Regions from separate parts of the Homo sapiens genome. Here region 1 is linked to region 2. A link is a contact called in ENCODE Hi-C or POLR2A ChIA-PET data. All regions are on one chromosome and are shown on one strand. The core of a region is the stretch at or near the end of the contact, and the rest is flanking DNA. Distances in the headings are between cores, read along the strand shown. Region 1 overlaps COA7 (cytochrome c oxidase assembly factor 7). Region 2 overlaps ZFYVE9 (zinc finger FYVE-type containing 9).

What was found. A loop is a pair of places that touch in the nucleus more often than their neighbours do. ChIA-PET counts read pairs that join two places held with the same protein, here RNA polymerase II (POLR2A). Pooled maps may share reads with other maps.
Region 1: a pooled map shows a loop between it and region 2 (2.2-fold over the local background). The contact joins two enhancer-like sites. A Hi-C loop is called at or near these places in 2 of 50 pooled maps. POLR2A ChIA-PET finds 5 or more read pairs at or near these places in 4 of 52 experiments (GM12878, OCI-LY7, activated T-cell and 1 more).

Annotation. Positions count from the first base shown.
Region 1 is chr1:52,684,570-52,691,617 of GRCh38, forward strand. COA7 (cytochrome c oxidase assembly factor 7) reads right to left here. Exons shown (of 3, transcript NM_023077.3): 3 at 1-3,599. The coding sequence ends at 3,151. Among named protein-coding and RNA genes, the nearest start is that of COA7, 10 kb to the right of the region's middle. RefSeq lists a silencer at 3,394-3,594. Within about 2 kb of position 1,807, at least 2 of the 41 ENCODE cell types and tissues checked have a DNase peak (open chromatin) inside an H3K27ac peak, as active enhancers do.
Region 2 is chr1:52,344,812-52,351,472 of GRCh38, forward strand. It overlaps ZFYVE9 (zinc finger FYVE-type containing 9), which reads left to right. Exons shown (of 19, transcript NM_004799.4): 18 at 1-133; 19 at 1,249-1,823. The coding sequence ends at 1,410. CC2D1B (coiled-coil and C2 domain containing 1B) reads right to left here. Exons shown (of 25, transcript NM_001330585.2): 25 at 5,786-6,661. Among named protein-coding and RNA genes, the nearest start is that of CC2D1B, 18 kb to the right of the region's middle. RefSeq lists enhancers at 5,391-6,365, 6,166-6,460, 6,366-6,661. Within about 2 kb of position 4,025, at least 3 of the 41 ENCODE cell types and tissues checked have a DNase peak (open chromatin) inside an H3K27ac peak, as active enhancers do.

The DNA.
Region 1 (7,048 bases), core at 557-3,056, 340 kb after region 2:
CATCTCCCACCAAAGAGGTACATTTGCAGTAATTGATGAACCTACACTGACACATCATTATCACTCAAAGTCCACAGTTTACATTAGGGTTCACTCTTGGTGTTGTACATTTTAGGGGGTTGGACATATGTACAATGACAGGTATTTATAATTATAGTATCATACAGAGTAGTTTCGCTGCCCTAAAAATCTTCTGTGCTCCAATTATTCCTCCCTCCCCTCCCCCACCCACTGCTTTTTACTGTCTCCATAGTTTTGCCTTTTCCAGAATACATCCCAGTGTCATATAGTTGGCATCATTTAATATGAAGCCTTTTCAGACTGGCTTCATTTAGTAGCATTCATTTAAGTTCCTCTGTGACTTCTTATAGCTTGATAACTCATAATTTGTCATAGCTTGATTTAAGCACTGAATAATGACTACATGCACCACAATTTATTTACCCATTTACCTACTGAAAGACATTTTGGGTTGAGTTTTGGCAATTATAGATAAAGCTGCTATAAACATCCATGTGCTGGTTTTTGTGTGGACATGTTTTCAGTTCCTTCAGGTAAATACTAAAGAGCAAGATTGCTGGATCACATGGTAAGAGCTTACCTAGTTTTTGTAAGAAACTGCTTAACTGTCTTCCAAAGTGGCTGTGCCATCTTGCGTTCCCACCAGCAAGGAATAAGAGTTCTGGTTGCTCCAACTTTCCCAGCATTTCATGCTGTCGGTGCTTTGGATTTTGGCCATTCTAATAGTTGTATAGTGGTCTGTTGTTCTAACTTGCATTTTCCTGATGACATGTTATATGGAACATCTTTTCATATGCTTATTTGCCACCTGTCTATCTTCTTTGCTGAGATATGTTAAGGGTTTTGGCCTGTTTTTAATCAGGTTGTTTTCTTACTGTTGAATTTTAAGAGTTCATTGTGGTTTTTGATTTACATTTCCCTAATTAGTGATGTTGAACATATTTTCATGTTTTTTGACCTACAGTTTTGTGTGTGTGTGTGTGTGTGTTTTTTTGAGACAGAGTCTCACTCTGTTACCTGGCTGGAGTGCAATGGCATGGTCTTGGCTCACTGCAACCTCCACCTCCTGGGTTCAAGCGATTCTCCTGCCTCAGCCTCCTGAATAGCTGGGACAACAGGTGCCCACCACCACACCCAGATAATTTTTGTATTTTTAGTAGATACGAGGTTTCACTATGTTGGCCAGGCTGTTCTCGAAATCCTGACCTCGTGATCCGCCTGCCTCGGCCTCCCAAAGTGCTGGGATTGCAAGCGTGAGCCACTGCACCTGGCCTAGTTTTGTTTTTGTTTTTGAGACAGAGTCTTGCTGTGTTGCCCAGGCTGGAGTGCAGTGGCACAGTCTCAGTTTACTGCAACCTCTGCCTCCCAGGTTCAAGTGATTCTCCTGCCTCAGCCTCCGAAGTAGCTGGGATTACAGGTATGCATCACCACGCCCAGCTAATTTTTATATTTTTAGTAGAGAAAGGGGTTTCGTCATGTTGGCCAGGCTGATCTCGAACTCCTGACCTCAAGTGATCCACCTGCCTTGGCCTCCCAAAATGCTAGGATTACAGGCATGAGCCACCACGCCTGGCCTGACCTAGTTTAAGCACACCAAAAGCTACTTTACATTTTTAAAAAGTGAATTTGATGTCTTTTGAAATCTCCTCTGTGCACTTGGGGAAGTCCCTGTCCTCTATCAACTTGAGAGGCTGGCTGCTGTGCTCACAAGCCTTCATTTACACAGCAAGCCTTCCTTTCAGGACGGCTGCAAAACGGAAGCCTAAAACAGTAGATGGTGACAGAATGGTATTGTTACCAGCAGGGAAATGGCAAGCTCGCCCCCTGGTGACAAGCTGGGGAGACAACAGAAAAAGCAAATTTTTTTTTTTTTTTGAGACGGAGTCTCACTCTATCGCCCAGGCTGGAGGGCAGTGGCGCAATCTCAGCTCACTGCAAGCTCCGCCTCCCGGGTTCAAGCAATTCTCCTGCCTCAGCCTCCCCAGTAGCTGGGACTACAGGCGCCTGCCACCACGCCCGGCTAATTTTTTGTATTTTTTAGTAGAGATGGGGTTTCCCCGTGTTAGCCAGGATGGTCATGATCTCCTGATCTCGTGATCCACCCGCCTTGGCCACCCAAAGTGCTGGGGTTACAGGCGTGAGCCACCGTGCCCGGCCACAAATGTTCTTAAAAGGCACAACCACCACAAAGAACATACTCTCTACGGTACCTGGAATCTGGAAAGAACACTAATTAACACAAACCGTAGGTCACTCAAAATTGTTCATTCACAGGGACAGTTAAAAAGGCTCAGTTCCAGGGGACAAATGTGTCACAAAGTCCTTGCTTACAAACTCCTAGCTGAAGCTGCCTTGGGAAGAATCTGCTCCCTCAGCATGATGGGCAGTGCCAGGCGACTACACTGGAGGTGCTAATTTTTAACTGCCAATGTCTCTTCTAGACGATGGCAGGCTGATGTTTCATCTTCTTCAGCAACCCTGAAGCATAACAGCCTTTAAGCTGTATGTTGCACGTCCCTCTTGATCTCTGTGAATTTACTGAAAGATGTGACTCTAAAGGCAAAACGAAGCCCACACCAATGATTATGTAAGTCAGAGGGTGGTAGTTGTGACTATTTAACTGTTCTTAGTTCTTTAAGACCTCAATTACGTAAACCAAGATACGTTCTGATTTTCAAGCCATCCTAACCAAAATAATAATGATGAAAATGATGACAGCTGATTCCTTTAGGCCCCGGGGCTGCTAATTTTTCAAACTTCCTGCTATCCTCCCTTCCCTACTACCAATCTCCAGGGCTCTCTAGTTTGCTCCTATTTTTCACAGAGTTGCCAGAGTTTGAAAACTAAGACCCCCATAAACATGGCTATCTTCACAGAACATCCAGATGAAGGAATATTGACTGTAATAAACATTGTACAGAACACCCAGATAAAGGAATATTGACTGAAATAAACATTGTAGGCTATACTCCAGTAGCTGGGGCAATGGATCCATGTAAATGGAGCTACAAATTCAAGTCCCAAGTTTTTTTGCTCCAGCAGGTTGACCTTCAAGGGCTGCATCAGTCTTCAGAAACAGGAGCTGCCAGCCTCAAGCAGTTTGTTGCCTGGGAGGGAGGGTGGACCACATTACCCAAATGTTAAGGGTTGGACACCTTTCTGCTGTTCTTTGTGTAGCTGCTGGGCTCGATTTTTTAGCACCTCGGCCTTGGCCTCATCCTTATCAACACCATCCCCCAGCTTGTACATGCGACTGGCATTGGCACAGGCCCAGATATGACCCAGGTCACAGGCTTTCATGGAGTATTTACATGCCAGGTCCATGTCCTTGGGAAAGCCTGGGGCACCCTGCAGGAACATGGCACTGAGGTTGAAGCAACTGGAAGTATAGCCACCATCACAGGCCCTTGTGTAGTAGTCCCTGGCCTTTCCCAAGTCAGGCTGGCCATCCTCATTAACCTGTCCATCATGTGCCAGGAGGCCAACGTTGTGACATGCTGCTATTGACTTCTTTCCAGGCTTCTCACACGCCATCAAAAAGCACCTGGCGGCAGCTTTCAGGTCCTGGGTCAGACCACCTGAGAGGAAGGAAAGTAGGAAAAAATAAACCCAAGCCAGGGCACAACCTAAATGTCTCAGGCCAAAGTCAGTGAATTTTTTTTTTTTTTTTGGAGAAAGGGTCTTGCTTTGTTAACCAGGCTGGAGTGCACTGGCATGATCACGGCTCACTGCAGCCTCAACCTCCGGCTAAAGCAATCTTCCCATCTCAGCCTCCCCAAGTAGCTGGGACTACAGGCACACACCAACCACTATGCCTGGCTAATTTTTAAATTTTTTTGTAGAGAAAGGATCTCACTATGTTGCCAAGGCTAGTCTTAAACTCTGGGACTCAAGCGATCCTCCCACCTTGGCCTCCCAAAGTGCTGGAATTACAGGCGTGAGCCACCACACCTGGCCAACAACAATTCCTGAATAAAGTTTAAGGCTGAGCACAGTGGCTCACACCTGTAATCCTAGCACTTTGTGCAGGATGATTGCTTGAGGCCAGGAATTCGAGATCAACCTGGGTGACAGAGCAAGACTTTACCTCAAAAAGAAAAAAAAATGTCCATACTATGAGCTCAGGCAGCATGAAAGGTAGCCTGGCATAGTGCACAGACCTCCTAGCTTTCTCAGCCGTAGAATCTTTTATTCAGATGATACCTTATGAGGAAACTCAAACAGGTAAAGGAGGTGAAAATTGGGAATGATAATAATATCTACCTCATGGGGTTACAGTGAGAACATGGCATATGACAAGCACTTAATTGTTTATTAATTTAAACATACAGTGGGCCCTCCATATCCATGGGTTCAACCAACCACACATCAAAAATATTAGGGAAAAAATAACAATACAATTAAAAAATACAAAATATATAAAATAGAACAATTATTTACTCAGTATTTACATTGTATTAGATAGTCTAAGTCAAGATTGTCCAACCCATGGGCCTGGGATGGCTTTGAAAGCGGCTTAACACAAATTCATAAACTTTCTTAAAACATTATGAAATTATTATTATTATTATTTTTTTTTTTTTGAGATGGAGTCTTGCTGTGTCGCCCAGGCTGGAGTGCAGTGGCGTGATCTTGGCTCACTGCTACCTCTGCCTCCAGGGTTCAAGCGATTCTCCTGCCTCAGCCTCCCAAAATGCTGGGATTACAGGTGCATGCCACCACGCCAGGCTAATTTTTGTGTTTTCAGTAGAGACGGGGTTTCACCACGTTGGTCAGGCTAGTCTTGAACTCCTGACCTCATGATCCGCCCGCCTCAGCCTCCCAAAATGCTGGGATTACAGGCGTGAGCCACTTCACCTGGCCTATGAGATTTTTTTTGTGATTTTTTTTTTAAGCTCATCAGCTATCATTACTGTATTTTATATATGGCCCAAGACAACTCTTCTTCCAATGTGGTCCAGGAAAGCAAAAAGATTGAATACCCCTGTTCTAAGTAATTGATTTAAAATACACAGGAGGCCAGGCGTGGTGACTCACGCCTGTAATCCCAGCACTTTGGGAGGCCGAGGTGGGCGGATCACCTGAGATCAGGAGGCTCAAGACCAGCCTGGCCAACATGGTAAAACCCCATTTCTACAAAAATACAAAAATCAGGCTGGGCGCGGTGGCTTACGCCTGTAATCCCAGCACTTTGGGAGGCTGAGGCGGGTGGATCACGAGGTCAGGAGTTCGAGACCAGCCTGGCCAACATGGTGAAACCCCATCTCTACTAAAAATACAAAAAAAATGAGCTGGGCATGGTGGCAGGGGCCTGTAATGCCAGCCACTCAGGAAGCTGAGGCAGAAGAATGGCATGAACCCCAGAAGTGGAGCTTGCAGTGAGCAGAGATCGCGCCATTGCACTCCAGCCTAGATGACAGAGCATAACTCTGTCTCAAAAAAAAAAAAAGAAAAAAAAAAAAAAGATGATTTTAAGTGTAAAAAGAGCATGGAGGAAAAGTATAGTGCAAGGCAGGCAAGCAAGCAGGGACCAGATCATGCAGGGTCACATTAAGACCCCTGAATTTAATCTTAAAAACAATGGGAAATCACTAACAAATAATTTTAAGTAGAAGTGGTGGCAGGGCTCACTTTTTTTAGTTGTTTGTGTGTGTGCAAAACTTCAAATCTCCATGTACCATTACTCAATCTCAAAAAATATAAACATTTTAACATTATTCTTTTAAGTAACCATTCCAAATCCACCTAGAAATAACCATCATTATCATTAAGTGAACACCATTCCAGTCATCTTTGTAGCATGTGTTCAGATTAAATGCTGGCTGGTTGAATGGATACTAGATAGAAGTGTTTGGAAAAATTGGATCACAAATGCTACTTGTAAGTAAAAAATTTAACTTTGATTTTACTTGAATTTATCAGAAGAAAACCAAACTGAAGTGAAACTAAGGAAACTGCTGACCTACAAATTAATATTTCTAGCCCATAGTGACATTTCCTAAATGAGCCACTAGGGCTATCAAGAGTTTAGAAAAAATATTAAAAGGTTAGAATCATTTTTATTTTCATTTATTTACATTTATTTATTTATTTATTTATTTATTTAGAGACAGAGTCTTGCTCTGTGGCCGAGGCTGGAGTGCAGTGAAGCAATCTCGGCTCACTGCAGCCTCCACCTCCCGGGCTCAAGTGAGCCACTGCACCTGGCCTAAAATTTAGTTTAAAAAATTAAAATGGGGCCAGGCACGGTGGCTCACACCTGTAATCCCAGCATTTTGGGAGGCCAAGGCGGGTGGATCGTTTGAGGTTAGTTCAAGACCAGCCTGGCTAACATGGCGAAACCCCATCTCTACTAAAAATACAAAAATTAGCTGGGTGGTAGTGGCAAACGCCCCTGTAATCCCAGCTACTCGGAAGGTTGAGGCAGGAGAATCACTTGAGCCAGGGGGTTGTGGTGAGCCGAGATCATGCCACTGCACACCAGCCTGGGCGACAGAGTGGGACCCTGTCTCGGGACCCTGTCTCAAAAAAAAAAAGACATCCTTGGCCAGGTGCAGTGGCTCACACCTTACCCTAGCACTTTGAGAGGCCAAGGTGCAAGGATTGCTTGAGGCCAGGAGTTTGAGACCAGCCTGACAACATAGTGAGATCCTGTCTCTACAAAAAATAAAAAATTAGCTAAGCATGGGGGCACGTGCCTATAGTTCCAGCCACTGGGGAGGCTGAGGCAGGAGGATTGCCTGAGCCCAGGAGCTCAAGGCTGCAGTGAGTTATGATTTTATCACTGCACTCCAGTCTGAGAAACAGAACAAGATCCTGTCACAAAAAAAAAAAAAAGCTGCCTGTCAAAGGTCCTATTACTTATTTATGTGTGTGTGTGTTTTTTTTTTTTTTTTTGTGAGACAGAGTCTTGCTCTGTTGCCCAGGCTGGAGTGCAGTGGCGCGATCTCAGCTCACTGCAACCTCTGCCTCCAGGGTTCAAGTGATTCTCCTGCCTCAGCCTCCTGAGTAGCTGGGATTACAGGTG
Region 2 (6,661 bases), core at 2,775-5,274:
TCCTGCAGATCACAGTAGATTGACTGAGCATGTTGCCAAAGCTTTTTGCCTTGCTCTCTGTCCTCACCTGAAACTTCTGAAGGAAGATGGAATGACCAAACTGGGACTACGTGTGACACTTGACTCAGATCAGGTATGATGTGTCTTCCGCAGCTTTTAAAGCTGGCCTTGGGCAACGTCTGTATTTCTGACGTGAGTTTTTCTGCATCACCCCAGAGAGCTTAATTCTCCGACCTTCTGGCCTGACTGGATATAGTGTTTTTGGCCCTCTCTTTAATAGTACTATACCCACATGTGATGCTTGGTCAGATTCTCTCAGAACCATTTGAACTGTGGCTTCTTCACCTGCATGCCTTCCAAGGAGCTGGTTTCCTTCTTAGTGTGGGGTAAAGAGGGGAGCATGTGGTAGGACCTGCCAGGTCCTGCCTTGATGTTTACAAATTGCCAGACCTCTCTGTTCCCTCAACCCTTTAGCTCCGAGTCACTTGGAACTTGGGTGTAGGCTCAGCTTGATCCCCCTTCCCCACTGAGTGAGTGTTAATTCTGCCCAGCAAGCTGCTTCTGGCCTGAGTGCTTATGAGGAGAAACTGGTTCCTGATCACAGGGTTGTGCCATTATCAGGGAATGATGAAAGGTTCTGTGTCTGGCCCCAGTTCCTGACTAGTCATCAATCAACAAATATTTATTTTCTGCTTAACGGCTTGCCCAATGCTATACTAATGAAGTATTCTGGTCCTATCTCACATAAAACAAAGAACAAGCATTTTTCTGCTAAATATGTGAGCCTCTTGAGGGCAGGGCCCTGTTACATTCATCTTTGGATCCCTGCATTTGTAGTTGCTCAGAATGGTGCATGGATGAACAGATGGATGCAAGAACAAATATTCAGTTCCTACTAGGTTAGGGAGCTGTACATTGTGTATTTCTCATTTTAATTTTCACAACCAAAGATTAAGGTATTATTTCTGATACTCCATACCTTTTTACACACCTCTACCCTTCCCCAGAAAACTAAGACCATAACAGGTTAAGTGGCTTACCCAGTGCCTCATGGTTGTCAAGTGGTCAGGAGGAGTAAACAACAGGATAAGTGATCACCCAGAAAAGAGGATAAATTTGTATTCACTGCCATATGTTTAGCCTATGGCCAAAAAGGACATCTCCTTTCCTGCTCAGCCTCCTTGCCCTCAGCCCTGGAGAGGCCTTCTCTGTTCAGTAACCTCTCCTCCTTTTCTCTCTGTGGTATAGGTTGGCTATCAAGCAGGGAGCAATGGCCAGCCCCTTCCCTCGCAGTACATGAATGATCTGGACAGCGCCTTGGTGCCGGTGATCCATGGAGGGGCCTGCCAGCTTAGTGAGGGCCCCGTTGTCATGGAACTCATCTTTTATATTCTGGAAAACATCGTATAAACAGAGAAGACTTCATTTTTTTCTGTTCAGACTTGTTGCAACAGCAGTCATACCCAAATCATTTGCACTTTAAAACTGGAAGATTAAGCTTTTGTTAACACTATTAATGGGGTGGGGAATAGGGTGGGAGTGGGGGTTTGGGAGACGGGTGGGAAAGGGTGGTTGGGGGGACCGATGTTCCATAATTCTAAGTCTTCTATGCATTGTCCACCAAGAAGATCTGGGCAGCTTCTGTTCCTGCACAACAGTTATGCTATCCTTGCAGCTAATCCCCTTCTGTTACTGTTTAGACAAGAATTCCGCTCCTCTCTCAAGATTTACTTATGGTCATGTGCTCAGAAATGCTCAAATGGGTACAACCATCACCAAGGGTGGGATGGGAGGGCAGAGGGGAAATAAAATATAAAGCATCAGTTCTTGCACTCTTTGTACAGAATTGGTATAAAAAGGATAATTCCACACTGATCTTGTCCCAGTTACATCACAGCTGTTTATCAAGTAGAAGTCACACTTAGATTTTTGTTTTTACCAGATTATTCATTGAAGTGAATCGAAGACTCAAGGGCTTAATCTACTCTTCCAGTTTCGGAAGGGCAACTCAGTGTAAATGTCATGTGGAGAGCAGAGGTGAGTTCAGGATTGCTGGAGATCTGCCCGTGTGGATGGCAGGTATTCAACTGGGTATTTCTGTGAATGCTGATGGAATACACCCAGGACATTTTTAGTTATAAATACTGGAGGAATTTAAAAATACATTTTATTGAGAAATAATTTAAACTTCTAGGAAGTTGAAAGTACAAAAAACCCCACGCACACTTTACCCAGATTCCCCTCTTGTTCACTTATTAACATTTTGTCCCATTTGATTTGTCAGGGTTTCTCTCTCCCTTTCTCCTTCTCCATAAAAAATTGAGGCATTTGAGAGTAAATTGCGTACATCATAGGCCTTTCCTCCTAAATGCTTATTTCCTAAAAATAAGGATATTCTCTTACACAACTGTAGGACAGTTCTCTACTTCAGTCAAACATGGATTTGATACTTTAACCTGGCATCTGCCCAGTGATGTTCTTTGTAGCATTTTTTCCCTCCAGTAAACCTTCCAGTATAGAATCAGACATGGCTATGGCTGTCATGACTCATCTTGATCTTTTATGTCATTGATATGTATTTTTTTTGAGACGGAGTCTCGCTCTGTCACCCAGGCTGGAGTGCAGTGGTGCAATCTCGGCTCACTGCAATCTCCGCCTCCCAGGTTGAAGCGATTCTCCTGCTTCAGCCTCCGGAGTAGCTGGGATTACAGACGCCCGCCACCACCCCCAGATAATTTTTTTGTATTTTTAGTAGAGACAGGGTTTCACCATGTTGGCCAGGCCTGAGCTCAAGTGATCCGCCATCCTCTGCCTCCCAACTCCTGATCTCAAGTGATCCGCCATCCTCTGCCTCCCAAACTGCTAGGATTACAGGTGTGAGCCACCGCACTCAGCCTCATTGATATTTTTGGTGAATGTAGCCACCCCCAACCCCACCCTGTTTTTTTTTTTTTAACAGAAAACAACTCAGTTTGATATTTCCTCATATTTAGAATCAGTTTATGTGTTTTTGCCCATAATGACTTGATATCCATCTGCCCCCTCATTGATAGTGGTAAATTTTGATCACTTGGTCAAGGTGTCCAACTTCTCTGTATATCCCCCTACCTGGAACTTATAACCAGTATATGTAGACTTTCAGACCATGCAAATCTCTTGCCTATGAAAGTGTCCCGTTAAATTAGCATGCATTGATGTTTCTTACCTGCACTGATCTTTTACTATGTTTGCAAAATGATTTTCCAATTCTAGCGCATTCTCCAGCTTTACAGGTTGCACTTGGTAATCTACTATAAGCAGAAGCCCTTCCTTCCCAATTTATTCATTTAATTTTCATTATACACTCATGGACTGTTGTTTTGCTTTGTTTTGTTTTGAAACAGTGTCTCACTCTGTCACCCATGCTGGAGTGCAGTGGCACAATCTTAGCTCACTGCAGCCTCAAACTTCTGGGCTCAAGCAAACCCCCCACCTTGGCCTCCCAAAGTGCTGGGATTACAGGCATGAGCCACCAAGCCTGGCCTTTTTCAGTGGTTCCAATTCATTATTTTGGTGCACAAATGGTCTCAGCTTTAGCTAGACAAGAGACCCTTCAAGCTGGCTCCTACATCCTGGTGATATGCTATTTTTTTTTTTTTTTTTTTTGAGTACTTCTTTTTTATTTCTATCCTAACAAGATGCTTCAGGCTTATCTTGTGCTTATCCTGCCCTAGCCCTGGAATCAGCTATTTCTGCAAGGAGCCCTGGCTTCTTTTAATGGGAGTGGTATTAGAAACCAAAATCTGGTTTATCCATGATATGTGTGATGCACTCTGACCTTTTTCTGTTTCATTAAAAATTTATTTTGATCTTAGACCAAATGGATTCCACAATGCACATTTTGAAAATACTGCTTTAGGGCAATGTACTCCATTGTCACTGGCATCTTCTGAAAGCCAAGGCTAAACTAGTTTTTCTGCAGTATTAGTACAGCTCCAAGAATTCCCTGGAAGCTAGCGCAGGCCTGTGGGACAGCGACAGGCTGCTCCCCAGTGGCTAGTGCTGGGTTTAGCACGAGGCAACAGCAGGCTGTGGAGCTGTGTTTGCGGCAGCAGCTGTTTTCCAGAGGCCTAAAGGCCTGGCCTGGGAAACATCTGGGTAGGTTCATCCTGCTCTCTGAGGTGGGAGCTTATAGTCGACATCTGCCTCTCCAAAGGTTTTACCGACGGTGGTTGCACAGAACTCTTACTGTGACCTTTCCCACAGGCTCAGAGGTACTCAGAGCTTCTAAGGGGAAGCTTGGCCCACAGAGCAGCAGCTTGTCAGGACCGAGCCCTGGTAACCACTACCTCCAAACCTGACAAGAACAGGAAGCACTTGTTAACAGGGGCAGCTTATTTTTGGTCTAATAGCCAGCTTTGTCTGAACATACCTCAAAAGTCTGGAACTTCTACAGGGACTGGTCCTGTTTTCCTGTGGTTTATCTTCCTGCTTGCCATTGTACTTATTTATTCTGGTTCAGTGCAAGCTTTTAAATTCTCCCACTAAGGACAAACTCTGGCCCTCAGATCCTTTCTCAGCTGCATCAAATGTCCTCTGTGTTTAGTAAAATCATTTGTGGAATTGGGCATAAAATAGCCAATGATAGTTAATTGTTTTCCTTGTTTATCCTTGCTTTTATACAATGTATATTGTAAGAATTATATAAAGCAAGGGGCTGAACCACATTTCGAAATAGGCAAATCTTCTGGATTGTAAACTTAAAGATTGAGATACAGCGATCCTTCTATACTTAAGAGGAATAGAATTGCCATTCTGGTAATTTATTAAATTTTTTAAAATTATTAAATGCTTATCAAATGCTAGGCAATGTATTTTTATCAACATCTTCTGAGGAACTACTGGACTCTAGGGCTACAGATTTGAAATTATGCCTCTGTAAATTCCCACGTCTTGTCTTCCCCCAGCCACAGTGGTTCCTGAGCACTGGTGGGCCCAAGATTTTCAGTTAAGTTTACCTCTAGATAACTGGTCACCTGGGAAATAATTTATGCATTTAACACATTTCAAACAACAATCAACCTGCTGAACATTGTTTCTGGAATTAGCAAGTTTGTAATGATGTTTCTATTTTTTTTTTTTTTGAGGTCGGAGTTTTGCTCTTGTTGCCCAGACTGGAGTGCAATGGCACTATCTCGGCTCACTGCAACCACCGCCTCCCGGGTTCAAGTGATTCTCCTGCCTCAGCCTGCGCAGTATCTGGGATTACAGTCATGCACCACCACGCCCAGCTAATTTTGTATTTTTAAAAGAGATGGGGTTTCACATTGGTCAAGTTGGTCTCGAACTCCTGACCTCAGGTGATCTGCCCACCTTGGCCTCCCAAAGTGCTGGGATTACAGGCATGAGCCACCGTGCCTGGCCGGTTTCTATTTTTATAATGCAAAAATAATAATCATGGCAATGGGAATTCAGGGATTGTATGTAGTCAGAAGGGCTAAGAAGTAGGGAGAAATGATGCCATTTTAGAGCCTGGGCAGCTGAGGCAGAGAAGAAACGAATCCATCTGTGGAGCTGACCCAGGTGCAAGCTCCCAGGATCTGCCAGTCTCAGTCGCATGGTTTCATCCTGAAAGCAGCTGCCCTTACTTAAGGGACAAAGTCTTTTAGGAGCTGCCCACAAATACTTGGAAAACAAGGCTTCAAAATCCAGAAGCAACAATGCAAATTTCAGAATGGTGCTGTGAGAAAGGAAAAATGTTAGAGTCACAGGAGTTTGCCCTTTAATTGTAAGCAAGACTTCTTGATTCTAAAAAATTTCTGTAGTTTATTCAGTTTGCTAATTCAGAAGAAAGTGTGCATTGCATGAGATCAAAGAATTGAAAATTTTAAAATGATTTGGGTTGTAGCTGGCTCCCAACTGCAGGTGAGTCACTAATCTCCAATGTTTGGATACTGTATTTGTGTTTGTTTTGAGACAGAGTCTTGCTCTGTCGCCCAGGCTGGAGTGCAGTGGTACAATCGAGGCTCACTGCAACCTCTGCTTCCTGGGCTCAAGGGATTCGTGTGTCTCAGCCTCCCTAGTAGCTGGGATTACAGGCGCCGGCCACCATGCCCAGCTAATTGTTTTTGTTTTTAGTGGAGACGGGGTTTCACCATGTTGGCCAGGCTGGTCTTGAATTCCTGACCTCAGGTGATCCACCTGCCTCAGCTTTCCAAAGTGGTGGGATTACAGGCGTGAGCCACTGTGTCCCGCCTGTTTCCTGTATGTGGATAAATCTCAGGACAAGATGAAGCTGGGACAGGCTCCTCCTACTACCAGTGACGCATGCATGCCTTTGGCTACAACAAAGGCCTTTTAAGAACTTCAATCTCCAAGTCTGGTGGGAGGCTTTGTCTTGCCTCGTCAGCCTGGAGGTTCTGTTTTGAAAGAGCAAAGCAGCAGACTGAAATTGAATGGGTTGCAAAGGAGAAACCTTTAGAGCTATAGAAAACTTTCTATCTATCGAAATAGGCCATTTCCAACAGAGGCCTGAATTTAGAAACTCCTAGAGCTGGCTGGAACTTTAGAGGATAACCACAGTGGTCCGTAACCCTCTTAGGAAGCACTGGGTTGGATACACACCCTAAGGGGAGTAGGTTGGGTTAGGAACCCTTCCAGTCACCTTTCTTTGCTCTATAGG